Linked DNA regions of Homo sapiens: region 1 is linked to region 2. The links are chromatin loops, found by intact Hi-C in ENCODE. Cell type or tissue: thyroid gland. All regions are shown on one strand. Each heading gives the region's core, and the rest is flanking DNA. Links, peaks and the distances in the headings are about the cores only.

Region 1 (16,800 bases), core at 7,837-11,836, 130 kb before region 2:
ATGTCCTGAAATTGGGGATAATTTTACAAGATATGTAGCAAAATAGATCTCAGCTCCCAATATTCAGAACAAAGCTTTGATTTTGTCACTGCAATTTAAGTGGTTCAACTTATGTTGGGGTTGAGGCAAATTGCTTTTTAAAATACAGAGAGATAGTGAGATATAAAATTTTAATTTATAATTTTAATTGGGCTGGGATTTTTTTGTCTGAAATGTGTGCATTTTCAGTTATTATTTTCATCTTTGCCTTATCTTATTACTAATGAAATACTATAGTTAACTAGTGAGCTGATGATACATTCTGAGGATGAAATTTGTAGCCTATATTTCTCTTTGTCTCTTTTCCAGATTTAAAGAATTAAGATACTTGAATAAGCTGCTGTAAGGAACCACCAATACTAGAAGACATACTGTACTTTAAGATGATTGGGCATTGTGTAGTGCAGACACCAATCCTTGGAAGGACATACAACACACTAAGGATATTTGGGGCCATGGAAAAATCTAGCTCCTGAAGTAACTGATGAGGGTCCCCCTTTTCCCAGCAAATACTCGGCCTGCAGGACTAATGTTTAACTAGCCATGTAGTTTAACATATATTTCCCTATTCCCCTCCTTCCCTTGACTTTTGTCAAACTAGCTTTCTTGGACTAGTTTGATTATATGCCTCTTAAAGGGAAGGAAGCCTTGTATCTTTCTCTCCATTGGCATCTCTATGAAATTCGCATGCTGGTTACTGAAGACAGCAAAGGCTCACAGCAAGCTATAGATGTCCTGGATGAATGTCTTTGCTGAGTCTTACAAATTTAGACCAAAAAAAGAATACTGGAATCTAGAACTAATAATATATATATATAATATATATATTTTAATAAATATATTTTAATTAAAAATATATTTTAATAATATATATTTTAATAACATATGTATTTTAATAAAATACATAGATATATATTTTTAGTCCTATACAGGTCCATTTAGCTGTTAATTTCCACTTCAGAATTCTCTTGTGATGATGTCTGAGTGGGGTATGAGTTCCTCCAGGCTTTGAGGTTTATATAAATAAGAACTATAAGATCAACATTTACCAACAGGTGAGCTGTAGGATGGTAATCCAGCTGCTGCTTGTGTTTTGGGTGTAGTACATTTAGCTAATCCTATTGACTATAATTCTAACTGGGTGGCTCTTGCTAGAACTTTGGGGAAAAGATGTAATCTTCAGGCCAAGGGTGAATGGAGTACTCCAGCTATTCTTGAAATGACCCAGATCTCAAAGCAAGAAGTTGATTTACTTTTTAAAACAAGATTTATAAGTTGCCCAAACTGTTCTCTACTCAAAGGTTATGGTTGGAACCCAACCAAGATAGTAGAAACACTGCCTTCATCAAGCCAGACATTGCTCAAGTTTATAATGCAAGATAAAGAAGAAGTAATACATGTCCTGTTTTAAAGACATGTCTAATTGCTAGGAGAGCACTCAGGTAGCAACACAATAGATCTGCCCCAGTGGTCTAAGCAAAGGCAGTCTCAAATGTTGAGAAGAGTAAGACTTAGAATAGGGAAAGGATTGTGTTTGGCTCGGTCATCTGTAAGTCTTTTTAAAGACCTAGGATGACTTTTAGGGTGTGTACATGACAGGATAAATGCAAGTGTTTCTGAGACTTGAAGACTCTGTAAATAAGGGGATTGAGGGTAGATCTAAGAGAGTTGGAGGTACCGGAAATGTTGGGAATTGGATAACGAATATCACAGAATGAAAGTCTAATTCTGGTGAAGTTAAGTTAAGAATTCTACCTTTTCCTGTTTGAATAACATGCACTGGCTTTAAATGATAATTGTGGAACATCTTAGAGAAAACCTCAGACTCCTGAGCAAGGTGTCTGTTTTAACCAACATAGCAATTTATTTCTGTGGAGAGATGAGAAAATTTTGAATGATTCTTGATTTTTAGAGCACTGCATTTGGTAACCCTATTATAAAATTTTGGATATATATTGCACCCCATAAAATAGCTACAGCAGTTTAGATTTTTTAAATGGCCAGAGCCATTATGTGCTGCAGCACTTGGATTTGGTCCATAATGCTTCGCAATCCAACAGCAATCTCTAAAGCCCAGAGCCCTGGGACTGTTTCCAACAAAACAGTAGGTCAGCACTGAAAGAGAAAGAAGTGGTTGCCTACATTGCCACAAATGGAAATGAGAGAAGAGACGTGCTTATCAGGGTAAATAAACTTGGTCTTATTATTAGAAAAGAGGTGGCAAGTGGGCGGAGGGAAAATAGGCACAGCACTGACATTTACTAAGCACCTACTCATTGTCTCACACATTATTAGATGCCTTAATTCATTACTTCATTTAGTCCTGGCAAAATTCTAAAGATTTGATTATTGTCATTATTACAGATAAAGAAACTGAAGAGAGAGTATATTAGGCCATTCTTGCATTTCTATAAAGAAATATCTGAGACTGGGTAATTTATAAAGAAAAGATATTCAACCGGCTCACGGCTCTACAGGCTCTACAGGAAGCATAGTGCAGGCATCTGCTTGGCTTCTGGGGAGGCCTCAGGAAGCTTATAATGATGGTGGAAGGTGAAGGGGAACAGGTACGTCACATGGCCAGAGCAGGAGCAAGAGAGAGAGAGTGGGGGTGAGAGGCACCACACACTTTTAAATGACTAGATCTCCTGTGAACTTAGAGCGTGAGCTCACTTAACACCAAAGAGATGGCCCAACCCATTCATGAGGGACCGGCCCCCATGATCCAAACACCTCCCACCAGGCCCCACCCCCAGCATTGGAGATTACAATTCAACATGAGATCTGGGCAGGAACAAATATTCAAATTATACCAGAGAGGTTAAGAAAATTGACCAAGGTCACACAGCAAGCATGTGGTGAATACGTTTTGTTAACCCAGGTAACTGACTCTAGAATTTATGCTCCTTTTAATCTGTCACAGTTGAGTTTTACTTTGATGACTTGTTATTAGTGACTGCTGTAAATCTATAACTGTTTAGGTCATCTCTACTGTACAATGGTCATGGGTGATTGAACCACTAATTAATCATGTGTCTTTGGGTTTATTCACTCATTAAACAATGACTTGTTGAGCCCCAATTATGTGACAGCTACTGAGTAAGGTAATTGCACTGCAGCAGGGAATAAGAGAGATGCAATTCCTGTCTTTATGAGCTTACATTATGGAAACAGTAAGCAAGTAAAGAGATTAACATGTTGAAGTCTGTGAAGGGATTACTTCAGTGAGTAGAACCTTAATGCAATCCAATACTCCAGATTGCTATAGGAATGAGATGTACTGGTAAACTGAATAGTCTGGTTATTTATGTAGACTTTATCAAGAAATGGATCTGGACTCACTTCATGGCAAATCTCCAGGTGACAATGCCCATATTGTTTCACCTACAGATTAGTTTCCATAAAACAGTGCCCCTCATTCTTCTGTGTATATGCCACTCAAACTGTTACTCCTTTAATTTTTTTCTAGTTTTTTCCTTTGGAAGACTTTGCTAGGTTTCACTGTTACTAAAAGGGAAGTAGCAGACCACTTCAGTAGGGTTATGCCATCTCTATTTTGGAGTGAGGGTGCTTTTAAAAAATGGTACTGGGTTTTTCTTCTTTTAAAGGTCACACAGTTCTGATTTAGAATGCTCTCAAAAACATATAGATAAATTTAAAACATGAAATTTGAACATGAGTGCTATAATAACATTTATTTAAAAAAAACTATCAAACTTGGCTAAACAAAATGTGGTACCTATACACAATGGAATACTATGCAGCCATAAAAACAAGATCATGTCCTTTTCAGGAACCTGGGTGGAGCTGGAGGCCATTATCCTTAGCAAAGTAACTCAGGGACAGAAAACCAAATGCCACATGCTCTCACTTATAAGTGGGAGCTAAATGATGAGAACACACGGATACATAGAGGGGAACAACACACACTGAGGCCTTTCAGAGAACAGAGGGTGGGAGGAGGAAGAGGGTCAGGAAAAGTTACTAATGGGTACGAGGCTTAATATTTGGGTGATGAAATAATCTGTACAACAAACCTCCATGACGCAATTCTACCTATATAACAAACTTGCACATGTACCCCGAACTTAAAATAAAAGTTTAAAAAACTATCAAACGATACTGTATATATTTTAAAGGTACATACATACACAGAAAAAGATCTAGGAGTAGACATACCTGATCCTGGGGAGGAAACTGGAATTGCAGCTGGTGGCCAAATGGGATTTTATCTAATTTATACTATTATTGTATTTTACAGGGAGAATGTATTCATATATTATTTTTATAATAAAAAATAATGTGAGAAGAAGTAAGATGAATGGAGACCAGCTAGGAGTCTATTGTAGTATTCCAGGAGAGAGATGGTCCTGACCTGAAATAAGCATGGAGGCAGTATAGCCTAGAGACTGGGAACAAAAGGCTGATTCCAGACTGCTTGGGCTTGAATTTCTGCTCTTACTCTCACCATCTGTGTGCCAACTGGAAACATTACTTAACCTCTTTTTGTCATGGCCATTTCATCTGTAAATGGCTATGAGCAGAATATCACCTACCTAATAGGGTTGTTGTGATAATTAAGTGATTTAGGACATGAGAGGTGCTTAGAACAATGCTTGGTACATAGTAAGGCCTCTATAAATATTAGCTACTATTTTAGGAGGCATAAACAGCATTGGGTGGGGGGAAATGGGAAGAGTGATGAATAACTGAAGATGGTAATACAGTGGACACCAAATTGATGCTGAATATCTTGAGAGGCCTTGTGAGTCATCAGTCATCATACTTTTGACCATCTCTATGCCCTGAAGTCACAGGGTATAGAACATTATGATGACTGTACTAATTCTATGACAGATACTGGATGTTGCCTTTCTAGTCGTGAATTCCAATCTGGAATGAGATGGTCACATCCTTAGCCTCTCTGTATAGTTCTTTAATGAGTACGTTGGTAACCATGCTACTTATCTTTAGTGCCTAGATTTCTTTTGTAATTAATAAGGTGACTGTACACATTTCAGCAGATATAAAATGCCTCCTGTCCTCTTTGCTCTACTTAACTCTATTGCATTTTCAGTCACTGCTAAGTCTGCTTGTCTGAATGATGTTACAGAAAACAAGAGGAGTCAAAGGAAAAACTTATTACCTCTCGGGGTCTGTTTGTGTGAAAACTCAAAGATAAATATGACTCTGGGTGAGGTGGGGAAAGGCCCTAGCACACTGCCTCCTTCTCTGAATTATTTTAAGGATCCACTGAGGGAAAGTGTGCTTTGAGGAAAAGTCCAGCACTGCACACATCAGTATTTAGTCTACTGGCTTTCTTTCTATTTGTTCTTTAAAATATTCCATGTGAAAACACTGGAGAAAAAATTCTAGATGGCTGCTTTCTGAATAAACAGCTTTCACCAAGTTAATATTTCTCTTAGTTTTGTCTACTTATCTTATCTTTGAATCTACTGACTATTGAGTAATTGTTGAAACCTTGGCATTTTATTCACTTCAATTTTGAGAACACTGGTAAGACAATAGCTGAACCTTTGGGAAAAGGACAAATATTTTTAAAAAGGAAAAATATTTAACTTAGGTGTTCATCTCCCTTCTCTGTGAATTGTCTCACTATGCATTTTTTTCCCATTATGGCCCTAAATGAAGTTTTTGTGACATCGTCTTTTCAGGAAACTCTTTGGGTTTAACTGGAGGCTTTAATTTGGTTTCAGTTCACCTTAGTTTGGGTCCTAACCTAGACCAATGTGGACCCTCTTAGATAAATAGTCAGTAATCTACAAATGATAACCAGAATTCCATAATTCTGCCCTTTCCCTATGCTGGCCCATATTCCAGATGATCATGCCTTCCTGCTTTCTACCACAGGAAAAAGAGTCCTTTTGATACTATTCATATTCTTTTCATTTTTTATAAACAAGGAATATGACTTTACATATTTCTGTTTTTTTTAATCTGGATTTTTCTCATTCAGATATCAGGTAATACCTTAATATGTTATAATACATTTGAAATGAAAAGTTACTGATATTTTGTGAAATTCTAAACCATGCTTTTTGAAAGCATTTGTTGAGATAGAATTGGCACACAATAAACCACACGTATTTCAAGTGTACAATTTAAAAGCTACTTTTGAGTAATAAACCCAATTCATTTTCTTCAGCAACTCTTATTTAGGTACCAGTGTATCTTTCTTCTTGTCTTCAAAGCTAAGCTTCTTAAGGGCATTGTCTTAATTTGGTTTGTTTAATTACTCACCTTCCAGTAAAGTCCGTTCTTAATCTCTCTCAGCCAGGCTTCTGTTCTCATTACTTAGCTGAAATTGCTGTGGCAAGGCTCACCTGCCAAATCCTGTGGACATGTTTCTGGTCTTCCCTTACTTGGATTCTTTGTGACACTGGCCGCCATTGACCATTCTCTCTCATCTTGAAAATTTCAACTTTCTTGGCCTCCTCAGTGACACACTCACCTGGTCCTCCTCCGACCACTGACAAGCTTCCTTCCTGCCTGCATCTTCTATCTGACCCTTCTTCACTCATCTGCCCTTCTTCGCTCATCTCCTCAAGCTTTCTTCCTACTTTCCCCAAGTGAGCGCATTTTCTTAACTTGTTACTCATAGTGAGCACATGTTGATGAGTTACAAATGAATGATTTTAGCTTAGACCTCTTTGCCGACATTCAGAAGTATGTACAGGAACTGCTTACTGGACACTTCTACCCGCATATCCTATAGACGTAAAATTCAGTATCTTAAAAACTCACTTTGTTATCATCCCCCACCCCACCCCCGCAAAACCTTCTCTTCATTCTCTATTTCCTGGCTTAAGACACATGCCTTCCCTGTGGGAAGCTTACAGTGTTGTCTGGGGAAACAAAATACCAATGCATAAAATAACCACAAACAAGCTTGTGTTGTTTAGGTCTGTTTGGTGTCATGAAGCAGCCAAGGGTTCAATGGTGCTACATAAATGTCCAAGAACAGAACTTTAGAGAATAAAGTCCTGTGATGGAGCAGAGCTGACAGGTGCAGAGTGTTCAGAAAGGCAAGAACATCAAAGTTAGAAAGGAGTTGTCAAAAAAACCTTCACAGAGCCGATGCCACTTCATTTCTTCATCTACTCAACTGCTGTTTGTTGGGGCTTTCCACATGCCAGGAACTCTAGGTTCTGGAGAACCATCAGTGGATGAAAGGCATGGCTCTTGCTCCCACGAGCTTATATTCTACCAGGAAGAATCGGACAGAGAATATGGAAAACATTCATAGAAATATACATTTAGATAGAGATAAATACTATGGAGAAAAGAATAGAATGTAATGAACTAAAAAGTGATAAGAGGCTGGGAAGACTCTTGTAGACATCATGGTGAGGGAAAACTCTCAGAAAAGTGACATTTGAGCTGTTTGTTGAAGAAATAAATGAATCTTCCTCTCTTCTGCAGCTCTGGAGAGAAAAGGTTTAACAACCAGATTAAACCATTCAAAGGATTCCACAGAACAGGTGGTGCACTGAGTTTATTAGAACCTCCACAAGGCATAAGAAACAAATCTTTCTGTTTCACTTTCTTTCTTCAACATTTGCAATAAGACGCAGACTCAAAGAACTTTTCTTTCTGACCCAAATACTGTGGGTATGCCTACAACACAGAGAAAATAAAAAATACTCTGAGTGAAGAGACCCTTCTCTGTAGTTTCTAAAGTCAAAAATCCTTATCAATGAAAAATAATTGATGGTATCCTCAAATCCTATGGCTTTTTCAACATATGAGGGAAAAATATAACAGAATTGTCTTGTGGGTGGCATCCTGAAAGTTTATTCAGGGAACTGAATTCAGCATGTTGGGAATGCAACTATAACTAAGACAAATTTCATAAAGGTCTTATCTTCTAGTTGGAGGAAATAGATAATAAATTAGTAAACAGGAAAATAAAAAAGGTTTATGAGAGTGATAATTACTATTTATAAAATAAAGGGGGCAGGGTAAGGGGATAGAAAATAGAGAAGGAAGAGCAAATTTAGAAAAAGAATCACCTCCTAGGAAGTGATTTTTTAATTTTTATTTTTTGAGATGGAGTCTTGCTCTGTCACCCAGGCTGGAGTGCAGTGGTGCGATCTTGGTTCACTGCAACCTCTGCTTCCTGGGTTCAAGAGATTCTTGTGCCTCAGCCTCTTGAGTAGTTGGGATTACAGGCATGTGTCACCATGCCTGGCTAATTTTTGTATTTTAAGTAAAGACGGGGTTTCACCATGTTGGCCAGTCTGGTCTCAAACCCCTGACCTCAGGTGATCCACTCACTTTGGCCCCCCAAAGTGCTGGGATTACAGGCATGAGCCACTGCGCCAGGTCCAGGAGGTGATATTTGAGTGGAGACCTGAGAGGTGAGGAGATGCCAGTCCCATGAGGGAGAAGCCTCGGGGAGAGTGCCCCTGCAGTGGCCGCAGCACGTGGGAGAACACTGAGTTGAAAATGAGCCTGGTGGGAAGGCCAGTGTGGCTGGGGTGGGGTACAGTGTGAAGGAGGTGAGTGATGAGGCCACCTGAGAAGACAGGGCCTTGTACATGGCAGGAAGGAGTTGGAAGTTGTTCTAAGTGCAGAGGGAAACCAGTGAGAGGTTTGGAGCAGGAGACTGATGTGGTATAATGAAATTAACCTTTCAGCAGGATCACTGACCCTGATGCAGAAAATGGAAGCAAGGGTATATTTGGATCCTGGAATGGTTCTCGACACAGAAGGCATTAGAGAAATATTTCATGAAAGAATTCATCAACCAATAATCCATTAAAAACTAAGACAGTTCTGACCTTTAAAAAGGTTGTTTTCTTATTCCCCAAGATCAATGTTATCTGGCATTTTCAATGGATCCAGCTTGTTGTTCACAAGATATAGGAACAAATGTTTCTTCACTTTGAAGAAGCAGGGAGTCAGTCGGCCGGGAGTGTGGTTTATTCAGCAGAGGCATAATTTCTCACTTCTATACTTTGCTATTTACAGCACACCATTTTTATAAACACAGCATTTAGGCCAGAAAAGGAAGTCCATTTGGCCTATACAGCTCTTATATCAAGAGAAAAATTTCTCCCAAATTTTCTCATCATTCTGAATGAACTAAGGTCCTCAAAAAGTGCACACTCAGTTCTCTTGTTGGAGACAAGATTTATAAACAGTTTATGCACCACACATTTAGTTTTGCCACAGTGGCAGCAGCAGGATAAATAAAACTAGGCCTTTTTGTTCAGTGATTTAAAATGTAAGAAAATGAATGTGCACTTGCATTGTTATAGGGGAGGAAGGAGAACGTCATTCCTGAAGAGTGCTGAGCAAAGTTTCATTTCCTAAGCTCAAATCCCTTTGCTCCTCTTTTGGAAAGCCCATAACTCCCCTTGGGAGATATAATTTTTCTTGTGGAGTAAGGAAAAAGAACTAAGACTTACTCTCATTAGAGAAGCTGGAAGTCTTGGTTCCTGGTTTTCATTATTTTGGGTTTCTGTTTGAAGATGTGTAATCTTGGAAAACATTTAATGGTGACCTTGGGACTTTCTGCTTGAAGTTTTCAAATGATCCAGATGACCATGTGAGACAGAAATCCTCTCTTTAAGGAGCATTTTAGGAAGACAATAGGACTTAATGTCAGAGCCTGGGAGTTGAGTCTTGTCACCATTATACTTATTGTGTGGGTTTTAGCAAGTCACAGAAGTCATCCTACAGGACGGTGAAGAGCCGATGAATCTGGTGTTTGGTGATTGCCAGGCACTTTGACAATAGTGATTATTGATCATTGTTCTGATTATCATCGTTTTTACTCTCCTGGTAGATTTATTCTTTGGGGGAACTTGTTTTCCCCAACAGACTTACTTATTTGAGGTTTTTGTACCATTCTTATTTTGGAGGAGAATGTTCTAGTTACTGAATTCAATATAACAAACATTTAAATTTTAAAATAAAGAAGATTACGTATTAGAAGGGGTTAACAAGATAGGTTGGTATTAACTTAATCTCACATAAATTGAGGAAAGAAGCAGGAAGAAAGTGCATGCCATGAGTTAACAAAGACTATGTAGCATGAATTCTGTCAGGGAGAACCATGGAAAAGACTCCGTGGGGAAGTGGTGGCAGAGAAAAGAGCTCTGTTACCTGCACAGGGGTGAGACAGGCTGGAAAGGCCCTGGCCAGGAAGTAGACCGACCTCCTGTGAAGGGGCAGGCACAGGACACGTAGGGGTCAGGCAGGAAGTCCAGACCAGCACGTACAATATGCCTCTGGTAAGTGTGGCAGTGGCCAGCATGGGATTTTCCAGCATAGCTGTCAGCATCAGAGACCGAGAGCAGAAGGAAGGGCAAGTTTCCACAAGCCCAGTGACAGGAGCACGGGAGTGAGTGATAATAACAGCTTCTGGCAGCCAGGCAGTAGCTAATCAGGACCAGAAAATCTGGCATGAGTAGCAGGGTCTCAGAAAGCTCCCCCACCACTATCTTCTACCCCTACACACACACACACACACACACACACACACACACACACACACGTCTCCACTCTCTCTTCTGTTATAACTATTTATTGAGCAAAGGCTCTAAAATCAGAATGCCTGTTTGAGTTCTGGTTCCACCATGGAATGGCTGTGTGTCCTTGGAAGAGTTCCTCAAACCCTCTGTAGCATGGGTCTGCTGACTATGTAGGGCTCTCCAGCATCGCCGTGTTGTGAACGGGAGGGGTAATCATGTGTAGGAGTTGTGTGCCAGAGTCTGGCCCATAATACATGCTCAACAAATAGGTTGAACAGGAATGAAACTAAGAGATCAGTCTTAGAGCCAAATCTGGGCTCACACATGAGAATCAAGATGGCTCTCACAACAGAGATGTAACGTGGAGCAATGGCAAGCCTTGGCTAGTCGTGGATCTCAGAGGGTGGAGTTGGTTACCTTGACATCTCTTTTGTCTGAATTGGGGTTCATTCTATAGATTGGCATAGGGTTGGGCTTCAGATGAGGGTCAAGGAGAGGGATGCAGCATCTAGAGGCCTGGCAGGTACACAGTCCCATAGCGGGTAGGAGTGCAACAGAACAGCATTCTGGGGTGGTGGCAGGGGCTGCAACAGGGTAAAAAACACATAGGCAGGCTGGAAAGTCAGATGATAAAGGCTGAGGAGTGAGTGGGTCACTAGAAGGTAAAAACAGCCATCCAATCATCTCCAAGAAGTCCTGAGGTCAAATTCCAGAGAGTTGGAGGTTGGCCAAAAAGATAAGCAGGATTGAGTGAGGACTCTTGGGAAGCAGGCAGACTTGAGTAGGCTGTTGGTTTAGAAATAGATGGTGGTAGTGAGGGAGAAATTAAATAAACAAGCATGATTTGTGGTACAAGTTACAGAAGAGAAAGGAAGACAGGGATCAAGTGCTGGTGTGGAGTTATTTATGGAATGAAGGAATAATGATTCTTTGATCACATTAGTAGTTAATGTTTGAGTATAGATAGGTGGAGGAAGGTTGCAGGAGGGAGGAAGTGTTCCTCTCCCAAAAAGGGAGGGTGAAGATCTAGAGAAATAAAGAGGTAGAAAAGGGAGAAATGAGGAAGGCTTTCTCTGATGGCCTCATTCTCAGTGAAGAATGACACAAAGTCATTCTGGAGGGGGCAGGGGAGGTGCAAGGTGGAGGCCTGAGGAAAAGGTGTCAGATAGTGACTGTGGGGAATTTTTGAGGGAGCTAACTGGAGATGAATCATTCCATGGTCATGATTTCTGCATATCTGGAATGCACCTACTCCAGGCTCAGGCTCAAATGGAAACTGAAAATTGCCCCAACTAATGGCCTGACATAGCAAAACCAAGCTCATCCTCCCCCACTCCAGCTCAGACAAATCACATGCATTGCTTGTCCCCATTTCCTGCCATAAGCTGTCCCCTTAACACTATTCTGTTGGTCTCACTCCCACTTCACCCTAGACAGGGCTCTCAGAGATTGCCCAGGCAACCTGGAGTCCTGTGATCTTTTCTTAGTCACTTTTCTGGCCATCTTTGGGGAATAAACAACAACACTTCTTTTTGAAATGTTCTTCTTCCTTACCCTCTCTCCCTACATTTTGTGTGACAGATTCCTTCTCATTTTGCAGGTCTCATTTTAAAACTCACCAACCCGGGCTTTCATGAGACCCTGACAGAAGGTTCATTCCTGTCCTATGTTCTCACAGCATTCACTCCATCTACCCCTCTGATATGTACACAGGAAGAAAGGGGCAATTGCTTTGCTCATTTTCTGGGTCCCAACTGTCAAGTAAGCTCCCTGAAGCCAAAATCTGCCCCAGAGGGTAGCACACAGTAGGTGCTCCATATATATTCGTAGAATGAATGAATGGGCAAATAAATGAATTAATTACCATTCATTACCCTTGTTCTTTTCCATATCTCTTACTGCTGTGTATCCTTCACTGGTGTCTCTTCTTCCTCCTATGGTGAAATGTGCTACCTCAGCCTTTTCCACACAGGAGTTAAGGCCTCCATAGTAGACCTGGCTTCCCAGACCTAGAAGACTGGGACCGTCTTCTCTCCATCTGAAAAAGGCAACCGAACACAGCTTCACATTAAACATCCAAGTACAACCTTCATGCTGGTCAGTTCTATTTCTTCATGGGCTCTCTTTTCTTTGGGCCCCTTTGGTGTCCTTGGTTGTCCTATGTAATCATGCCATCCAATTTAATTCTTCCTTTTTCTGGCTGACCCATTTTAAGAACCTTCCTTCACTGATGTATGCATTATCTTTTCATGAATGGTTATTCTGACGGACGAAAAAAAATTCTTATAATTTCAAATTAGTTCCTGGAATAAACTCTCCAGTTTCCTGACAAATACAAATATGGGGCATAATAATGTCTAGAAAAAGGACCTTATCCAGAGGCCAGCTCTGAAAATTGCAATCATGAAACCCAAGGCAGGAAACAATCTTAGTTGTATTTGTCAAAGTGATGAGCACTAGGTATCAGTGAAGTGGGTGGGTCATATCCCAGAGAATGGTCACTGCTCATGAGTCAGGTGGTTGCTTTCTGGAACTCTTTCCCCCAGCCTCTCAGTAAGTGGATAAAAAAGCTTCCTAGAGAAACATCTGCTTAATAGTGTGAACTGTGGAGCCAACTGCATGGATTCAAATCCCAACATCACCCCTTACTAGTGGAGTGAGTGGAGTGACCTCAGTTAAGGCATTTGATCTCTCTGTAGCTTAGTTTTCTTGTCTGTGAACTGGTGGTAATAATCATACTTAAGTAATAGGGTGGTTGTGGATCTTAATGATTTAGGATATAAAGCATGTAGACATGTCCCTGGCAGATTGTAAGTGCTACCATAATTGATCTATTAGTTATGGAGGCAGAGTCCAGTCATAAAGCAGAGTACTGGCAAAAGTGAAATTGGGTACAAAGGCTCTGAGCTCCAGATAGTGTTGCACATGGGGCAGGAGACTGGGGCTCTGTGAAGAAGAGTGTCTGAAATTGACACACCCAGAGCTAATTGTCTGGAGTACAGGGTCAAGGCCCTGAACATATGTATATTCTTAGAGCTAAGGTTCCCACTAATCTTTGCATGCATTCCCTGTGTATATTGATGAATTGATGAGTTTCCACTTAGTTTCTTCTTCTTTTCTTTTCTTTTCTTTTTTTTTTTTTTTGAGAGAGAGTCTTGCTCTTTTACCCAGGCTGGCCTGCAGTGGCACAGTCTTGGCTTTCTGAAACCTCTGCCTCCCGGGTTCAAGCGATTCTCCTGTCTCAGCCTCCTGAGTAGCTGGAATTGCAGGTGCCCACCACCACACCCGGCCAATTTTTTTTTTTTTTTTTTTTTTAAGTAGAGACAGGGTTTCAGCATGTTGGTCAGGCTGTTTTCAAACTCCTGACCTCAAGTGATACGCCTGCCTCAGCCTCTCAAAGTGTTAGGATTACAGGCATGAGCCACCGCGCCCAGCCTCCACCTGGTTTCTGATGTGAATTCTTTTTCATTCTCCCTCAGGGTTGGAGCCCTTCTTGGAGTTCTCATCCCATTGGCTGTCTACATCTTTTCTATCAAGACCATACACATAAGGATAACACATGAGCCTCCTAAGGGCTTTGACAGGGTAAAGAAGGAACTTGAGTTGGGACTGAAGTCTGAACAATTATAAGGAGAAGTTAAACATTTTTTTTTTTTTGCCATTTAAAATTTTCTCATGTCCTTTTGATTGCACATCTTTGTGTAACTAGGAAATCAGAAATTAGGGTTATTCTGGAACTCAGCCCACACCTACCTTTCTAGAATTTTTTTCCCATGACCATTCTACCAGTACCTTAAATGTGTCTAAAACCAGTCTATTTGCCATCCCCCAAGCATACTTAAGAAAACTGTGGGCCGGGCGCGGTGGCTCATGCGGGCGGATCATGAGGTCAGGAGATCGAGACCATCATGGCTAACACGGTGAAACCCCGTCTCTACTAAAAATACAAAAAATTAGCCATGCCTGGTGGCAGGCGCCTGTAGTCCCAGCTACTTGGGAGGCTGAGGCAGGAGAATGGCGTGAACCTGGGAGGCGGAGCTTGCAGTGAGCCGAGATCGCGCCACTGCACTCCAGCCTGGGCAACAGAGCGAGACTCCGTCTCAAAAAAAAAAAGAAAAAAGAAAACCGTGGAATGATGATTCTCTCCTGAACTTTTGGCCATTCCTCTTCCTCTGCTCTCACATATCTCACAGTGAGACCTTAACTATCTCTGAAGCTTTCTTGTAATATGTTAGAGGGCCTCCACGAACATGCCATTTTTTTGTTGTTGTTTAGACCAGTGATTCTCAAATGTGCACACAAATCACCTACGGAATCATGGTCGAATGCACATTACGATTCTGGGGATCCTGTATAGGGCCCGACAATCTAATTTTGTATCACTCCCAGCTGGTGTTGATTCTGTGGGTCCTTGTGCCAATTCCAAGACTTTCCTAAATTGATCCTATATCACAGTTATCCCTATGCCATTTCTCCAATTATGTCTTGAGCTAGTTGATGGTGGCATTAGTACATATATACATGTTTATATCCTCCCAAATGCCTGGCACATCTTCTCCCATATTGCTGGTGCTCAATAAATATTTGAGGAATTTGCAATAAATGCTTAAACGTTCTGTTTCGTATCAGAGTGGGCTTATAGACAGAACTTGTCTTCTCCCTTACCTCTCACCTCAACCCTGGACCCCATCTGTCACTAGAAGGATTCTCCTTCAGATTAAAATGTTAATGATTTGAAGTGTTACCCGTATCAATAATATTTGCATAGAAAAAAAGATCACCTGCACATATGATACACCATAGTCTTTGCAATGCTTCTCTTGTTCCCCTAGGTAATTAATTTCATAGCATCTTGCTGAGAGGCATAGCTCTCCTGGGTATATCTGAGCCAAGGGAGATGTGCTCCTGCCACAGAGTGCTATTTAGAAGTCTCATAGACTAAAAATTCTTTACTATCTGGATATCAGAATTATATAGAGATTTATAATTCTTTAGCTGCCTTGGCTTCTGAGTAACCCCTCACCCCATCTGGTAACCTGGAGGTGGTATTACTTTGCAGTACAGGCTTCACAATTTCCTGCTAGTCCTGGAACTTCAGTAGGCATGCTGATTTTAATCATCTCCATGTTGCACATAGCATCACATGATGTGTTCAGTCTTGGGAAAGGAAAAAAAAAATCCTTCCTAATCCTTCTTGGTGGAATTGCCATCTCTGTCCTCCCCGTGCTTCTCATGAAGCTTGTGCTGTGTTCTGCTGCAGTTGCTGCTTTTGAGACCTTGTAGTCATTGCACAACCAGCTCTCTATCCATGGCTTTATGTCAGTTAATTCTGAAATTGCTGGGAAGAGAGGGATGAATCAATTCACTTTCCACAGAAGGTCACCGATTTTAATTTTCTTTATTATCTGAACTATGGCTTGCTGGAGAGATCTTTCTGGCACACCAGGGACCTCTTTCATCCAATTATCTTTCTGACCACTCAGCTCTCCAGCCTGTACTCCTCTCTGTGGCACATGGCTCTGTTATAGTCTAAACATACAAAGGAACTGGACTCTCATGATGGGATTCTGGGACCTTTAACACTTAAGCAGTAAAGACATATTTGAACAGAGGAGTCTTCCCAGGCTCTTCAGCTTACTCCATGTGGCCAATTGTTCCCTACACCTATGCCTAAGTTGCACCCTGACCAGATGAGGCCATCTGATTGAATGAATCATAACTTTGGGAGCTACTTTGTCGAGTAGCCTCACGGAAACATTTCCAAATGTAGTTTTTTCTCAGGTTACTTAGAGGCTCTCGCCTGGAGCCACAGACTTTTAGAGCTACATGTGATACAGCATGTAGGGCAATTTGCAAATAGACTATTACAGAGTGAGACAGAGAGGCCTTTGGTGCACTCTTCTTTAGAGATCACTTGCCCATCATCTCAATCCTCCTGTGTCAACCTTAGTTTTTATTCTGGCTACTTTAGTAATTATTTGCCCTCACACAAAACACATGCATTTTTGTGTTTGTGGATGAGTGGATCAATATTACACTTCATTCTACTTTGTGGGGTAGCATTAGGCTGTCACTCAGAGTCATTTACAATGACCTATCTTTAAAAAGGACATGTTCAGGTTATGGGCAAAGGCTCATCTGAAACCCTAGAAATTGTAGATGGAGACTATTTCACAGGATGTTTGAGAGAGGACACCCTGGGTTAATTATTAGAAGTCTGGGGCAATAGCTATCATGTAGAGTGTTTCAGAAATTAACT
Region 2 (16,800 bases), core at 5,592-9,591:
GCCTGAAATATTACTATTTGGTCCTTTTTAGAAAAGGTTGCTGACCCCTGACTTAGATCACTGAAGATCCCTTTATGCTGAATTCGTGACATGTTATACAAAGGGTGTATATACGTTAGAGCTGTAGACAGACCTGGACTAAAATCCAGCTCTGTTACCTAACTGTGATCCTGGGAGAATCTCTTAATATCTCTGAATCCTAATATTCTCTTTCAAAAAGAGAACGTTAAGACCTCTGTCTTAATTGATACATGCTAAGATATTGACACATAAACAAAATATTATTAATATGTTAAGAAATTTTACCAATCTTTTGTGATTAGGTCAAAATTTAGGGGACCATGTAATCAGAGGCCACAAAATAAAAGATGCTTAATAATAACAACCATTTGTAACTGTTGGGGTATGTGAAGAGAAAACAGGCATAAACTTCCGTTAGGTGTAAGGCAGAGGTGGGAATTGGTCAGTAAAACTCTGACCAATGGAGGTGAAAGTCCAGGTTGTGAATTTCCTTCTATAGTCTGGATTGTAAAAGAAAAATCCTTCAGGCAGAGATAGCTTCATAGGAAACAGTTTTCCAAAAATCAATTTCTGATTGATTAAATGTCAAGATTTGAAGGAAGAACTTCTGGTTGCTTATCGAGCTAAAGGAATAATCCTATTTTCCCCACTATGACTGAATATATTTCTTTGAGAATATGAGTAAATTTAGAATCCCAAAGGTAGAGTGATTTGACCTGATTAGAAGTATTTTTTTTTCCATTTTTGCACCTAGCAGAAGCAGCTGTCAGCAGGTTAGTTATGTTATCATTCCAACCAAAATGGTTTAATATTTTGGCGGTTGGATTTTTTAAAGTTGATTTAAATAGCTGAAATGGCCAGTTGTTTTCAGGTCCTTAGAGAGGTGAGCAGTCACATTCTGGTTTCTTGGGAGAATTAAGAGAACTGTGTTTTGGAAGGGAGATTTTGGGGGCAGTTAGTCTTTTCTGTCATTCTTGCTGGGAGATCTGTCCTTGGTGCGATAGTAATGGAATCTGAGCTCCTCTGAGCTCCCAGGTGAGGCAGGTCATCCGTGCAGATATTCTTGTATATCTGGCTAAGTAGGGGGGTGAACCAGAATAGTGGGAGAGCCTTTGCTCTGATAAATGAATGGTGGGCCTGTCATGCACACAGGGTGTAAGATGAGCAAGGAGATGGATGCTGGGGCTTGATGAGGCAGGTGATGTGGGAAGCAGCTGAAACGCCCAGGAACTGCTGCGCAGATTCTGATTTTCTTCACTTGAGTTTTTTTCTTTCCTTATTTTCACTTGTCACACACATAAAGGGCAGCGAAATGCCAACCTGACCCAATGAAAGGCCTGGAGATATGAAACTGTAAAAGAAGATAATGATTAAGAACATGTGGAGATGACTGGAGACCCTTGATAATTGTGCTTCACTTTCCTGTTTAACCTTTTAACTAGAAAAAGGCATTCATCTAACAGACATGGTCTGCTTAAAGGAAAAAAGAAGGAAAGAAAGAAAAACAAAGAGAAAGAAAGGCAGAAAGAAAGAAAGGAAGAAAGAAAGGACAGAGAAGAAAGAAAGAAAGAAAGAAAGGCACAAAGAAAGGAAGAAAGAAAGGAAAGAGAAGAGAAGAAAGAAAGAAAGAAAGAAAGAAAGAAAGAAAGAAAGAAAGAAAGAAAGAAAAGAAGAAAGAGAAGGAAGGAAGGGAGGGAGGGAGGAAGGAAGGGAGGGAGGAAGGAAGGAAGGGAGGGAGGAAGGAAGGAAGGAAAAAAGAGGGAGAGAAAATAAGTTTTTCTCAAATCATATAGGCACATTTTTTTACATTGTATCACACCAATTTATCAGTTCCTTAAGGAAATCACAGAATCTAAAAGTGGAAATTTCCTTGGAGGTCACTTTGCCCAGATTTGTACTCATGCAGAACTCTTTTATGTAACTACCTCGGTAGGTTCATTGATTCATTCAACAATATTTCTTGAGCATGATCACTAGATATTGATCTAGGCACAGGGCTGAACAAAAGAAACGAACATTTTTGCCTTCATGTAGACCTGCTTATATTCCAGGGCCTATGCTTGATCATTTCCAGTTATTGAGAGCTGTCAGTTTAGATGCAAGTAAATCAGTTCTTAAGTGTTTAACAAACTCTTTTGGAGCAGCATTTTAAGCACTTTACAAATACAGTAGTAACTCATTTAATGCTCACAGTAAGCCTATAAAGTAAACACTACTGTCATCCTACCCCTTCTACAGATGAACAAATTGGGGCACAACGAACTTAAGGAATGCCTTAAGACTGCCACTGGTAAGTAACAGGGGTTAATTAGAACCCCACAGTGAGGGTCTACAGTGAGGACATGGAGTGCAGTGTTCTAGTTAAGAGTCTGCTCTCTTAACCACTAGGCTACACTGCCAACATTTGTTTAGCTTATGTTCATGATTTGGCTCTATTTCTGCTGGTATTGGCATTTCCTTTTGTTTTGTTCTGAGACGGAGTCTCGTTCTGTCGCCCAGGCTGGAGTGCATTGGGGCAATCTCGGCTGACTGCAAGCTCCGCCTCCTGAGTTCACACCATTCTCCTGCCTCCGCCTCCCGAGTAGCTGGGACTACAGGCGCCCGCCACCACGCCCGGCTAATTTTTTGTATTTTTAGTAGAGACAGGGTTTCACCACGTTAGCCAGGACGGTCTCAATCTCCTGACCTTGTGATCCGCCCACCTCGGCCTCTCAAAGTGCTGGGATTACAGGCGTGAGCCACCGCGCCCGGCGGTATTGGCATTTCTTAGTCTAAAATGATCCCAAGGTTTCTTGGGATCTTCTACTGTATACTCTAATCCCCTGAATATAACCAAACAAAGACAATTCCTTACTCTCTTGACTTACATGATTTATATAGGAGGAGATAGCACCTCTTTAAGATGTGTGAACCCCGCCCCCCCCATCAACTCTCCCTGCCTAAATAAAAGGGCACTGCCTGCCACATACTAGTCAATAAATGATAGATCTTGCTATTAATACGTTTTTGGCTCAATGATTTGCAAGATTTCTCAGTTTAGCTTCCTTCCTCCAGTTTAAGCCTTTAGGATAAGGGGCCAATCAGGCATTACTGGACACATTTTCAAAATTTTTCCTGAAAGCAAATTTTAATAAATGAGAGAGAACTTCATGAGGCTGATGGGAGAGACATTGTCATCACCAACAATGGAATTGAGGGACAGGGAAGGATGCAGAAGCTGGGAACCCTGGAAAGTTCACTCGCATGGGAACATCTTAATGACTGCCTTCCATGGCCAATTAACCAATTTCTCTCCACGGCATAGAGAAATAAAACAGCTCTGCCCAGGTAGCTACCTTGCCTTGTGTCCAGAAAACAACAACAACAACAATAAAAAACCTCATTTATGTCATTTCATCATGGAATAAGAAGTGAGAATGAGTTAGATAAAACTCTGAGCAGAGCAACAATACTTTTTATGTTTTTTCTGAGTCAACTCATGGGTAAATTTAATCCTTTGCTTGAAAGGAATTCAAAGAATGTCAGGTACCTTCTCATTTCAAATGGAATAGTCCCAAAATACCTTCTACCATCAAATCCCAATGATTTCTGGATTATCTTTCACGGCTCCTCTTCCTGTAATGGATGAAATTAATCTAGTCCACTTTCTTTACACCTGGTTTCATGAGCCTCAGCCAAGATGACTGAGCCAATCCTCCTACCTGCAAATTTGGCTGATGAAAAGCATAATTCCTCTTGCTTCCCCACTTTTGCTTCTCTCACTGCAAGTAAGAGGCTCTGCTCTACATAGAATTACTCTCCTTTTCCATTCATGCAAAGCCTACCTTTAAATATGTCTTTTCTTGCATGACATTTCCCAGACATGCTTCTAAACATAGTTTGCAGCTTCTCCTGTGTGCCCCACTCCAGTCCTGCCCAGAGGGCCATTACCCAAACTAGGAAAACAATTGACTGGGTGAATATTTCCATGCAGAGGGGTGGGAATAGCTGTTGAAAAACCAGTCTTTTTTTTTTTTTTTTTTGAGATGGAGTCTTGCTCTGTCACCCAGGCTGGAGTGCAGTGGCATGATCTCAGCTCACTGCAACCTCTGACTCCTGAGTTCAAGTGATTCTCCTGCCTCAGCTACCCGAGTAGCTGGGACTACAGGCGCCCGTCACCACACCCGGGTGATTTTTGTATTTTCAGTAAAGACTGGGTTTCACCATATTGATCAGGCTGGTCCTGAACTCCTGATCTCAGGTGATCCGCCCGCCTTGGCCTCCCAAAGTGCTGGAATTACAGGTGTGAGCCACCACACCTGCCAAAAACCAGTCTTTTTATAATAGACAAGATGTAGGTATATAGAAAGCAATAACAACAGCTACTTCATGTGGGTATTCCAAAGGCTGTTTTTGTGAGTTTGTAAAAGAGGGTGTCCTTTAAGAATTTTTCACACTACAGAGTACTTACTTTTTTTCTAATACAGTTTTAGGGTGCCATACGTATCTGCAAGAAAGGTTTTTAAAACTAATCAATTTTGACACCCATTCATGAAACTTTTTTTCCAAGATAAAGAAAAGTTGGCAAAAATAATTCGAGACATTTGCCAAGATCATTCAAAGAATTTGGCTTAGAATCTGAGTCCCTGGGACCAAACAAAAATATTAACAAGTCAGGTGGGTTTCTATTTCATCCTGGCTGGATATTTTTAAGTGCTTGCTGCTTGTTAGTCAGGGAAGAAATGGATCGTAGGTCATTAACTTTAAAAAAAAAAAAAGAATATTTATTCTTTTGAATTTTTCCCGAATGCTTTGAATGGATTTCTGTTGCATTATTGGCTGAGTATATTCTTGTCAGGATAATCCACTTTTAGAGGCTTCATTTACATTAGCTATCACTCCAGAGAGCCATAGTAACAGGCTGCTGAATTACCCAAGAGAAATTACTCTTGAAAGCAATCATTGTGAATGAATTTTCATCACTTGGTCTCATCATTTCATGCTGTTTTGTCTCTTTCCTTTTTGCCCCTGATAAAAGATAGTCATAAAGAGGGCTTTTGTTATGATCTCATTTTCTTTAGAAAACTTGGTCTTATTAATCATAGCAGCCAGCTTATGGAGGCAACCAAAGCGTATCTCTCTGTCTCTCTCTCACACACACTCTGTCACACACACACATACACACACAGAGTTTTTGAAATGCATTTCAATTTGTGGGGAACATAAAGACTAATTTACTTCCATCTACGATATCTCACACAAATTTGCTTTTCATGTAACTTCATTGGTACGAGGAATATGTTTAAGTACAGGGGCTTAAATACTGTACTGAATACTACTGTACTGAGTTTGTTTTACATTACCAACACACGCGCAACAGTTGAAATTTAAAATTTTTGGACAAAAACGTAGAATAAATAATATGTTTTTTACTTACCTGTCCATAATGTATACCTGGCTTTATGAAAGTGACATATTGCTCACACATCAACTCAGGGTAGGAGAATATAGAAATGTAAAATAATATCTTAAGAAGTAATTTGCTAAATCGTATTCTGTTGTTTTGAGAAAATAAATAAATAATCAGCTTATTTATTTCAGAGTTAGTCTCCAGATCACACTCAATTACTAAGTTTAGAAAACAGATAATAGCACAAAGGCTGCTAGCAGAATTGTCTGCGGCAGGTCTGTAAATAGAGGAATGAAAGGAGCATTTGTTGAACATCCTCAAAACAAGCCTAGGAGATGATTATTATAGTCTCCATTTTATAGATGAGGAAACTCAGGCACATAAAGTTTGATTTCCTTGCTCATGAGTCATGCAGCTAGTAAGTAAAGGAGAAACACAAGTCTGCCAGAAGCTAAGGCCTGGGTTTTCTTCCTTGGGAAAACTCAGAAATACTAAGTTGCAGAAAACAATCACAGGCTACAATGGAACTTCGCCAGCTCTACTGTGCATATGAATCCCGGGGCATCTTGTCAGTATTTATATTCTGATTCAGTGAGTCTGGGATGGGACCTGAGATTCTGCCTTTTTAACAAGCCCTCGGCAGATTCTGATGCTGCTGTTCCAGGGACCAAACTGAAGTAGCAAGATACTTAAGATTACAATATAAAATTTTACCTTCAACCCAAATATGTTATATCCTACTCCAATTCTGTATTTTTCTGATAGTTTCCTTTCTTCTCTTCTCTGATCTTTTTGTCACTTTTCTCTATTCCTGAAGAAATTAGAGCAAACCACTGCAACATAGTTTTTCTAGCATCCTTTAGCTAACTGCAATGAAATGTTAGGTCAAGTGTTATTTTTCCTTAGTTGGTAAAAAAAGAAATGTGATTTGTGGAATCTGTGGAATCTGAATGCTAAAAGAGAATTTACTCTCACCCTCCTTTATTTCCTTCCTCTGATATTTCTATTTCTCAGACCTCCCTCTTTTTTTTACCTTCTTCCTTTTTTTTTTTTTTTTTTTTTTTTGGTCACACTTGTTATACTCAATCTCTGGCACTTTTACAAAAATATTTTAAACTCTGCATTATCACTTTTCCCCAGTATTTTCTCTCCTTTTATGAAATTGAGCCCTATGGCTCATTTTATTTCCCTTAGCTTTTTAGTTAGATAGCATGACGTTATAATTCAGGCATAGTCAAAGCTGCAAACAGTAGCATAATGTTATTATACCTGAGTTAGACTGCCTGAGTTAATAGCCTAGGGTGACTAGCAGTCTTAACTTGGGTTAGATATTTAAACTTTAGGAGCTCAGTTTCTCCTCTTTAAGGTAGGATAATAGTGGTATACATATTTGGGTTATTTATGAAAAATAAATTTGACAAAAGTTAATTCACATAAAGGACTTAGCATAGTGCTTTGAATGGTGTCAGCTATATCATAATTAAAGATTATTTCCCCATGGGGCTATGGGATTATCTATCTGGACAACTGAGGATGGTGGCATGTAGCCCAGCAGTTTCCTTACATGCTGTGACCCAGCAAGCTGAGCCAGCTCTGTCTTAGGCACTTCCTGGAAGCAGGCTTATTGGTGTTTTCAACACCCAGAGTGGATCATTTGTTAACTCCTTCCTCCTCTATTCCGTACATTTCTTTTTCAGTAATAATCCTGTAATAATCAGTAATAATTATGCTTTTCTTGATTCGCTCTTTAGTTTTATAACAAATACCAGTTTTAAAAAGAAGAAAGCTGTAATTTCAGTGATGTTACTTAGTCTTGTAAAAATACTTCATGTACTTAAAATTGTGTCTAAAAAGCCAAAAATATTCCAGCATGAAGTTGACACTCTGTTTTACTATTCAAAATTTTAAGCACAAGTAAAAACTCTCAGTGGTTCCATAGAATGACAGAAGCAAGCAATTTTGGTTCACTTATTTTGTCTACACAATCACTGTGTTATCATTCTTGATTTTGAATCTGTGATTTGAAGAAGAAACATGTGGTACCCCAAAGACTAGGGCCATGAAATACCCTAAGTATTTACCTGAGTCCTTAAGAGTCAGGGACTGTATACCCGAATGTTTCCCATAATCATTTTCATGTTGAATTCAATGTTTGTTAAGGAACAGGTAATAAAAATATGCAAACTTGAAAGTATTTATATATTTAAAAGCTCAGTGGTGACCACAACAATTATTTAGAATTCAAACCAAGAAAATGTTTTTTCAGGGAAGAGTATTTGACCACTAGTATGATTTAGAATTATGATGCATGGCAATAATTATACCAAACTGCATTTCAGTGACTCTATTATTTTTTCAGATTCTCTACAGACAGTGCAGCCTAGTATCTCCCAGACTTGTACTTCCTATGGCCCTGCACTTGGGGCCCCACTGCCTGGTAGAAATGAAGGTTAGTGTTCGAAAGTATTTAAAGAATCCTGCTAATCCCTATTTTATCCATAAATGTCATCTGTCATAAAGAAACTTTTAGCAGTTTCTCAACTTCTGAGAGGTCTTGTGGGAGGTTTTGCCATAAAGTGCTCTTGTTGAGCTCTTGATATCTATAAGCTGATGCCCTGGGCTTGTCCCAAATGATGCCTCCCACCCATTCATCAGCAGGACACTATCCCAGTTCACACACCTATGCCCCATCTCCACATATGTTTCACCAAAACCATAAATTTTGAAATAGAGTCAATATAAATGTATAACATATTGTATTAGGGCTCTTCAGAGAAAAAGAACCAATAGTATATTTGTGTGTGTTTGTGTATGTGTGCGTATACAGTCATGCACTACACAATGACATTTCAGTCTACAAAGGATTGCATATATGATGGTGATCCCATAAGATTATACCATATTTTTACTGTACCTTTTCTACATTTAGATATGGTAGATACATACATACTTATCATGATGTTATACATACTTATCATGAGGTTACAAGCTACACCATGTAGCCTAGATGTGTAGTAGTCTATGCTGTCCAGGTTTGTGTAGTTACACTCTATGATGTTTGCACAATGATGAAATCACTTAACAATGCATTTCTCAGAACCTGTCTCCATTGTTAAGCAATGCATAACTGGATATGTAAATAAAATGGAAATTGACTCACACAATTATGGAGGCCAAGAAGTCCCATGATCTGCCATCTGCAAGCTGGAGAACCAGGAAACCTGGCAGTGTAATTCAGTCCAAGTCCAAAGAACTGAGAACCAGGGAAGCCAAAGGTGTAACTCCTGGTTTAAGTCTGAAGGCCCACTCACATCCAAGGGCAGGAGAAGATGATATACTAGATCAAGAAGAAAAGAAGCAAATTTTCCCTTCCTCTTTTTGTTTTATTCAAGCTTTCGACAGATTGGATGATGCCTGCCCTTATTGGTGAGAGCCGTCTGCTTTACTAAGTTCACCAATTCAAATGCTGATCTCTTCCGAAAACACTCTTATGGACACACCCAGAATAATGTTTTACCAGCTACCTGGTCATCCTTTAGCCTAGCCAGGTTGATGCATAAATTTAATTATCACACATATAGTCTTACCAATTAGTGACCTTTTCATTCTTTATGGTATTTAACAGTGAAGATTTGTAGATGGTCTGTCTACTTGGTTTTATAGGTTTTGATCAGCACTCAGAAGCTCAGTTTGATCACCCTAGTTTGGCCTGAGCTGAAAGCACTGAAACAGTGAGTTCTTTGGGTCTTACTTCTAGAAACCAGGAAATGAGAGAGATAGTGACTTGGTTTCTCTTATGTTTCCCTTTTGTTCTCTTCTCAGTGGCCTTGCTAACAAGTTTACCTCCAAACTATGAGATTTCAGAAGGAAAACCAAGAGCCATCTCTGCATATGTGAGAGCGGGCAAAGGAAATGTGACAAGGAGAAGAAAGAAGACACACTTGGGCAATGATGATGGGAAGAAGGAAGCACAGGAGAAAATGTAAGAAATGTACAGGTGAGAGAGATCAGGAGAAAGATGGGAAATGTGGGAGAGCAGCAGGAATCATAACAATAATAATGCCAATTTGGAAACGAGAACCAGTGTATAAAGCATACCAATAAGGCCAACGAAGTGCCAACGATGGAAAGCCACCCTATCAGGAGAAAGTAAAGTCATAGCAGATGTTTTATGAGACAGCTCAGAACACAATGACTGACCAAGAAAGCGGCACAAGTTAGAGGTGGAGAAATGACCCAGACCCAGACCTTTAGGGGTCCTGAACTTGGTTCATACCTCATGTCAGAAGGAGTAGTGACCAAAAGAAATTCTCTTTGCTTTAATTATAGAAGCAGGAATATACCTGATTTTGTATGTAACAGCATATGTTTAAGATCTGAATATTTCTATACCCAAAAGCATAATGTATTAGGGTTAATCATTTGAAATTGCCAATATGCACTCATTTTACCTATAAAAACTGTAATTTTGCATGGTTCAAACTAATAGATATGAAGATATTCTCAAGCAAACTTTTTTTTCTTTTGCCTTGAAGCCCATGAGGAAGATCCAAAGAGAACTTTGGCCTTAACTAAGCTTCCTACATTCTCCTGGAGTCGGTGGTTTATGAATGTGGTGCCATCTGGGGAACTGACAACCCCTGATGTGTTCACTCTGCTCGTCTTCCAGGTGAGAGAAGAAGAAGGCGAGAAAGAAAGAGAAGTTCCAGAATTTCACAGGCTGAGGGAGATGGTAGTAACTTCTGTTTATGTTGGTTTCTGTTTATTGGTTTGCTTTTTATTTTGAACTCGTTTGACTTCAGGTTCCAGATTTGTTTTTTTCTTTGTAAACGAGACTTTGACATTGTTAGCAGGCCCATCTGTTTGCTTTTCTTAAATAAAATGTAAATTGGTTTTTGTTTTAAATTTCAGGTGCTTTTAAGTTTGACTCTGCTATTCATTTCCTAAGGTAGTTTGGGCATGGTAGTGCTGGTAAGAACAGAGAAATCTTGCTTTATAGAATCTTTTTGTTCAAATGAATGTACATTTTTAGTATTCGAAAATTATCAGTTTTAATAGGTTTGATTTTCCTGTCTATAATCTGTGTTTTCTTCCTTATTCCCTCATTCTTTCCTATCCCATGGGCTCAGATTTATGCTCTGATCAAATTTCTTTTCATATCTTTCCACCTCACAACACACACAAGAAACCTAATACAAGCCACTATCTGTTTCTTTTTCAATGGAAAAGAAAAGGATTCCTATGGGATCATACTGATTCCTGTGGGCCCCTTGCATAAAAGATTGTAGTGCATTAAATAATGACCCTCCATTGGCCAATCAATCATTATTGAGCACCTAGTTTATGTGGAATACTGTTCATACAATATCTTGAGTAATGATGGGAACAGATTTCATGAGAGATGTTGAAATACTCATGGACATAGACTATCTTGGCAATTATGCTCTTGAGATTCTTTTATAATGGACACATATTTGGAACAGAAAAAAGCTGGAAACTTTCACAAAGGTTTGATCCAATGGCTTTTTAAACATGAATCTAACCATTGTGAAGTTTGGCATCTACTTTGTACCCCCAGCAGTGCCAGCCCGTGTAAGGTATGCAGGTAACAGACAGATGATTGTACTGGGAGTGGTGAAAGTCCTGCCTTAACAAATATTCTCTGTTTTCTCTGCCTCTGTCATACTATAAAAATGTTTTCTTCTCTGGGATTATTTTAAAGATACCTTTATTCCAGGTAGTATTTTATCCCCTGGGAGACAGATCTTATCTAACCACAGATTAGAAAGAGCAGCTGATCTTCAGCCTGGGTGACAGAGCAAGACCCCATCTCTATAATATATATATATATATATAATATATATATTTTATATATAATATATATATATAATATATATATTTTATATATAAAATATATATATTATATATATAATATATAAAATATATATATTTATATATATATTTTATATATATAATATATATATATATATATATCAGATTAGGAAGGCATGGTGGTGTGCACCTGTAGTCCCAGCTACTCAGGAGGCTGAGGAGGTCCAGGAGTTCGAGGCTGCAGCAAGCTACGACTGTGCCATTGCACTCCAGTCTGGGTGACAGGGAGAGATCCTGTCTCTGAAAAAAAAGGAGGAGAAGAAAGAGCAGCCGATCCTATCTTCACATGGCAGGAAACAAGGTCATGAGCAGTGGCCACACAGGACTGTTTTATTTTGATATAATGGAAGTGGCATGGGAAAATGCGAAAAGAAAGGTCACCCTGAATAGCTCTAGGGAAGAAAAAGAATGTTGGGCATTTCAACAAACAGCATTACAGAAAAGAAGAAGCAGATGCCAAAGAGGGGAACTGAAGAAATGTCAGTGATAAATTCACTATTGCTGTAAATTACTATTTGCCCAACCTGACTAGGGAAGTTCCAGTGAGCAGTGGAACAACTTGATGTGGAGCCTGGGAAACTTTGACCAGCCATCTAGATGGGCAGACGTAGGGTGACCAGTTCATCCAGGTTTACATGGAACACTAATTTAGTTTTTATTTTATTTTTAAATTTGTTATCTTTTTTAAATGGACAAATAAAAATTCTACATATTTGTGGGGTACATAGTGATGTGTTGATACATATAATGTAGAGTGATCAGATCAGGATAACTACCATATCCATCATCTCATACATTATCATTTTTTTGTGTGTGTTGGGAACATTCAATATCCTCCTTCTAGCTATTTGAGACTAATTAAAGTATTATTATTAACTATAGTCATCCTATAGTGCTACAGGATGCTGGAATTAATTCTCCCTAACTAACTGTAATTTTGTTTTTGTACCTGTTAACAAATTTTTCCCTCTCCCTTCCTTCTCCCTACCTTTTCTAGTCTCCAGCATCCTCTGTTCTACTTTTTACTTCTATGAGATCAACGTTTTTTTAGCTTCCGCATATGAATCAGAATATGTGGGGTTTAACTTGCTGTTCCTGGCTAATTTCACTTAACAGTAATATCCTCCAGTCCCATCTATGTTGCCGTGAATGACATGATTTTATTCTTTTTTTAAGGAAGGCCTATTTTTAAATTGTTTTAGAGACCGAGTCTTATTATTTTGCCCAGGCTGGTCTCAAACTTCTGGCCTCGAGATCTTCCCACCTCAGCCTCCCAAGGAGCTGGGATGACAGGCACACACCACTGCTTTGGCTAATTCTTTTTTATAGCTGGTAAGTATTTCATGGTGTACATATGCCACATTTTCTTTGTCCATTCATCTAATCTCCTAGGTTGAGTCCATATCTAGGCTATTGAGAATAATGCTGCAATAACCATGGGAGTGCAGATTCTCTTTAATATACTGGTTTCCTTTCCTTTGGGTAAATTCCCAGTGGTTGGGTTGCTGAATCATACGATAGTTCTACATGTTTTCCACATGGCTATATTATCTCTTGGTTTTGACACCAAATATTCCACATTTCAGAAATCTCCTCAGTCCTAGGCTCATGGCGGTGGTTCATCACTCTAGCCCATACCTCCCAGATACTGAGAATACCATCATCTTATTCAAACCTGCATAAGGTTATCATTACTACAGGTTAGGTCATATAGTGTGTACATTAAGGTTCTTTGGAGAAACAGACCAAAAGGAAAGCTATAGATATATAAGCACAGATTTATTACGGGAATTGACTTATATGATTATGGAGGCAGAAGGTTTCATGATTTGCTGTCCCTACACTAGAGAACAAGGGAAGCTGGTAGTGTATTTTAGCTTGAGTCTCAAGGCCCAAGAACCAAGGAAGCTGATGGTGTAACTTACAATCTGGGGCCAAAGACCTGAAACCAGAGGTGGCCACCAGTGTCAGCCCTTGGGACCAAAGATCCAAGAATCCAAACCTCTCATGTCTGAGGGTAGGAAAGGATGGCTGTCCCAGCTTAAGACGAGAAAGGGAATTCACCCTTCTTTTGCCTTTTTTGTCTATCCAGGCACTCAACAGATTAAACAATGTGCACCCACATTGGTGAGGACCATCTGCTTTACTCAGTCTACTGACTCAAGTGTTGATCTCTTCCAAAAACACCCTCACTGACGCACCCAGAAATAGTGCTTTACAAGCTATCTGGGTGTCCCATAGATCGGTCGGGTCCACACATAAAGTTAGCCATCACAGTGTGGTTCAAACTCCTATCTTTTATTTCTTCCTGCATTTCCCTGAGTGTCTGGACCATCCTCATAAGAGGTTATACTGTCTTTTGTCTTTTAGTAACATCAGCCTTTCCTCTCTGACCCTCCCTTCTCCTTGTCATTGTTTTCACTTTTAATTTTAGAAATTGATTCATTCTAGGAACATCACTTCCTAAAGTTGTTGTTTGGCGCTATGTGAGAAGATTCTCTGAGGGCTGTAATAGGGGTTGTGAAGCTGAGAGATTTCAGACGTGTCGTTCTCACCAGAATTCAACAGTGGCTATCTATTTCCACATGGAGATAAGTGCAAAGTGTGGTAGTGACTTCAGGAATGTTGGGCCGTTGGTCCTATGAGATAAGCACTTACTGATTTTTTTCACAGGAGGCCTGGCATATTCCAATAGGCACCACACATATAAAATGCATGCGTGCCCTGGTCCTGACCAGTCTTTGTTTGGTCTATAGTTTATGAAAATATATTAAACCATGGTTATGTTATACATCCTGTATAATGGTGATGATCTGTGGCAATATCACAAAATCATTTATGAAATTCATAACTACGTAATCCATAAATTATGTTATAAAATCCATAAATATTTGAGAGTATTATCAAAAAGTTTTAGAACCAGATAAAATAATTCACTAAGAAAGCCAACTAAGTGAGGCTGGATTCAGTGACTCACATCTGTAATACCCAGCACTTTGGGAGGCAGAGGTGAGAGGATCACTTGAGGCCAGGGGCCAGGGGTTTGAGGCTAGCCTGGGTAACACAGCAAAACCCTGTCTCAAAAAAGAAAGAAGAAAAGAAAAATCTCATCTAGGTAAAATCAAGCACATTGTATTGATAAGATATTTGCATCAAAGTTTCATCCCATGATAATTCTTTGTTACAGAATCGTCAAGTACTAATATCCTTAGCAAGGAAAACAATGAGAATGTGCATAAATTAGGATTTTTTTCATAAGTCAACTTTTCATTAACCTTATTAACAGTGGAGAGAAGATGCATTGTTTTGTTTTGTTATAAGCTGAATCATAGTTAAAACAAAAGTTGTCAAAATGTGGTACAAAACACATTTAGTTAAAAATGCATCCAGCGTTTAGAAACACATTCACTACTGAATGTAGATAATCAAAACATAAAAAAATTAATATGAAGATGTTAGATTAGAAACATCTAATGCCAGAAGGTTTTGATGTATCAGAATATTATTGGGGTTTCTTAGCAGGTCACTGTTTTATTCAAATATTGGAATAGTAAGAATCTTAATAACTAAAAGTTTCTGCTTTCTATACCAAGTTTTTGAGACAACAGCTCATTTAAATCATCCAGCAATCATACGAGGTAGATACTACTATAATTCCCTCACATTTACATCTAGAAATGTAGGTGATACATATAAAAGTATATATTATGTGGCTGGCATACAAAAACACATCTAATAATTAACTAATGTTAACATTTTATCATTAATGGTATTATTACTGTCTTAGTGACTTTCCAAAATGAAATAGAACCCTGCTCTCATTTTTAGCCAGGTACACTAATTTTCTGCTTTATTTTTTATTCTGTAATATATGAGTTTCTGAATGCTGGAGGAAATTTATCTTAATAAAGTTCATAAGATATCTGAATGTGTTGAGAAATCAATTTAAATCTTCCTGTGCTAATACAGATACCTTGAAATTTTTAGGGACCCCAAGGAAATGAAATAATCTGCTCATGATTTTTACACACTTTTTATAGTTAGAGTGACCACAGTCAGAACCCAGCAGAGACTGGGGAAGAGTCCATTTCTATTCATGCTCTCCTGCTAGAAATGTCTTTCCTGGTAAAGTTCATGAAAAAGTTGCCTGAATATTTCCATAAGTATATCATCTAGGAGGTTTACATAAAGACGAGATACACACAGCTCTAAAGAGAGCTTAAGAGTAGACGTAGTGGAGAAACTGGTTAAGGTCAGAGAGTGTTGGCAGAGAAAATGTTTCCTCTTGTGGCTTGGAAAAGTAGAGCAAGTATTTTGAAAACAGAATTGTGACAAATATTTCATAGCATGGAATAGGTTTCTCTTTAGGAAAAAGAGCTGATGTAAATGTTTACCGGTTATTTTTTTCCCAACATATATTTACTGTCATGTAAGCTTGAATTTCCAAATTTGAATTTCTGCACGTACCAATGAGGGCTAAAGTGTATCTTATTCATCATGGCCTGTTAGAAACTGCCGTCTCTAGTTATATTACCTTCCCTAGGGCAAAATCCACTGCTTACCTGCCTCTATTCTTCCTTGTTCTTTCTGGCAACTTGTTTTTCCTCATTTCTTTTCTTTCTTCTCTCTTTCTTTTTTTCCCATCTCTTTGAACCTCATCCTTTCTCCAGTAACAAGCCACTTCCTCCATCTCATGTTCCCAGACCATTCCAGCCCACAGTAATTTCTCCTTTTCCTGACTCCTCATGTTACCTAATGTCTTTGCCAAAGACTTTAGCTCATGGATTTTCTAGCTCATAATGTTGTTGAATTGTATTTTGTGTATAAGTCCAGTTCCCTCAACTAGATCCTAAAAGTCTGAGACCCAGGAAGAGAACATATGTCACTTTTACATTTCCAACAGGACATATATTCCAACAGTGTTGAATAAATATATGGTATTTTGAATTATATTCATTTACCCCTCCCCAGCTTTCCCAGGCAAGTGTATTTCTTTCATTGTTTTTGCCCAGCCGTGCTAATTTTTATCCATAATACCTGTGACAGGCTAAGAGAAAAAAAGAGGTAGCCATCACAAACAAGTTATTCATTTGTGGAAGGCAAAGTATTAAGAAATATTATTAACTCTAATAAAGAATAAGACATTAAGTAATAAACCAAATTTAGTCTGAAAGTGTATTCAATGTTCACACAAAAAAAGTGAGGACAGTTATATTTCAACAAATGTTGACAAGTTGGATGGTAATATAAATTAGTTAGCAGATCCCAAATACTAACTAGGGAAGCTAGTTGACAGTCAATATAAATTTCAACCCTAAAAAGTAGCCACTTGAGGCTCATGCCTATAATCCCAGCACTTTGGGAGGCCAAGGTGGGCGGAACACCCAGGAGTTTGAGACCAACCCGGACGACCAGGCAAAACCCCGTCTCTACAAAATACGAAAAATTAGCCTGGCATGATGGTACACACCTGTAGTCCCAGCTACTTGGGAAGCTGA

What was found. Peaks named below come from ENCODE experiments on the same cell type or tissue, not always from the same donor. Only the 100,000 strongest peaks of a DNase experiment are listed, where the experiment ranks them.
Region 1: it touches region 2 in a loop (4-fold over the local background); 17 of 110 quality-filtered maps call a loop at or near these places.

Annotation. Positions count from the first base shown.
Region 1 is chr12:92,547,099-92,563,898 of GRCh38, reverse strand. It overlaps LOC105369905 (a long non-coding RNA gene), which reads right to left and starts at 6,615. Exons shown (of 3, transcript XR_945211.3): 1 at 6,301-6,615. RefSeq lists silencers at 2,737-2,816, 6,580-6,780, 16,180-16,380 and enhancers at 10,259-10,448, 11,578-12,017. In thyroid gland, for the core only: no CTCF peak of the experiment used is centred there; a DNase peak (open chromatin) is centred at 10,258; H3K27ac peaks cover 1,891 bases.
Region 2 is chr12:92,413,606-92,430,405 of GRCh38, reverse strand. It overlaps CLLU1-AS1 (CLLU1 antisense RNA 1), which reads left to right. Exons shown (of 3, transcript NR_144319.2): 2 at 9,233-9,392; 3 at 9,946-10,320. CLLU1 (chronic lymphocytic leukemia up-regulated 1) reads right to left here and starts at 8,875. Exons shown (of 2, transcript NR_027933.1): 1 at 8,571-8,875; 2 at 1-1,372. In thyroid gland, for the core only: no CTCF peak of the experiment used is centred there; no DNase peak of the experiment used is centred there.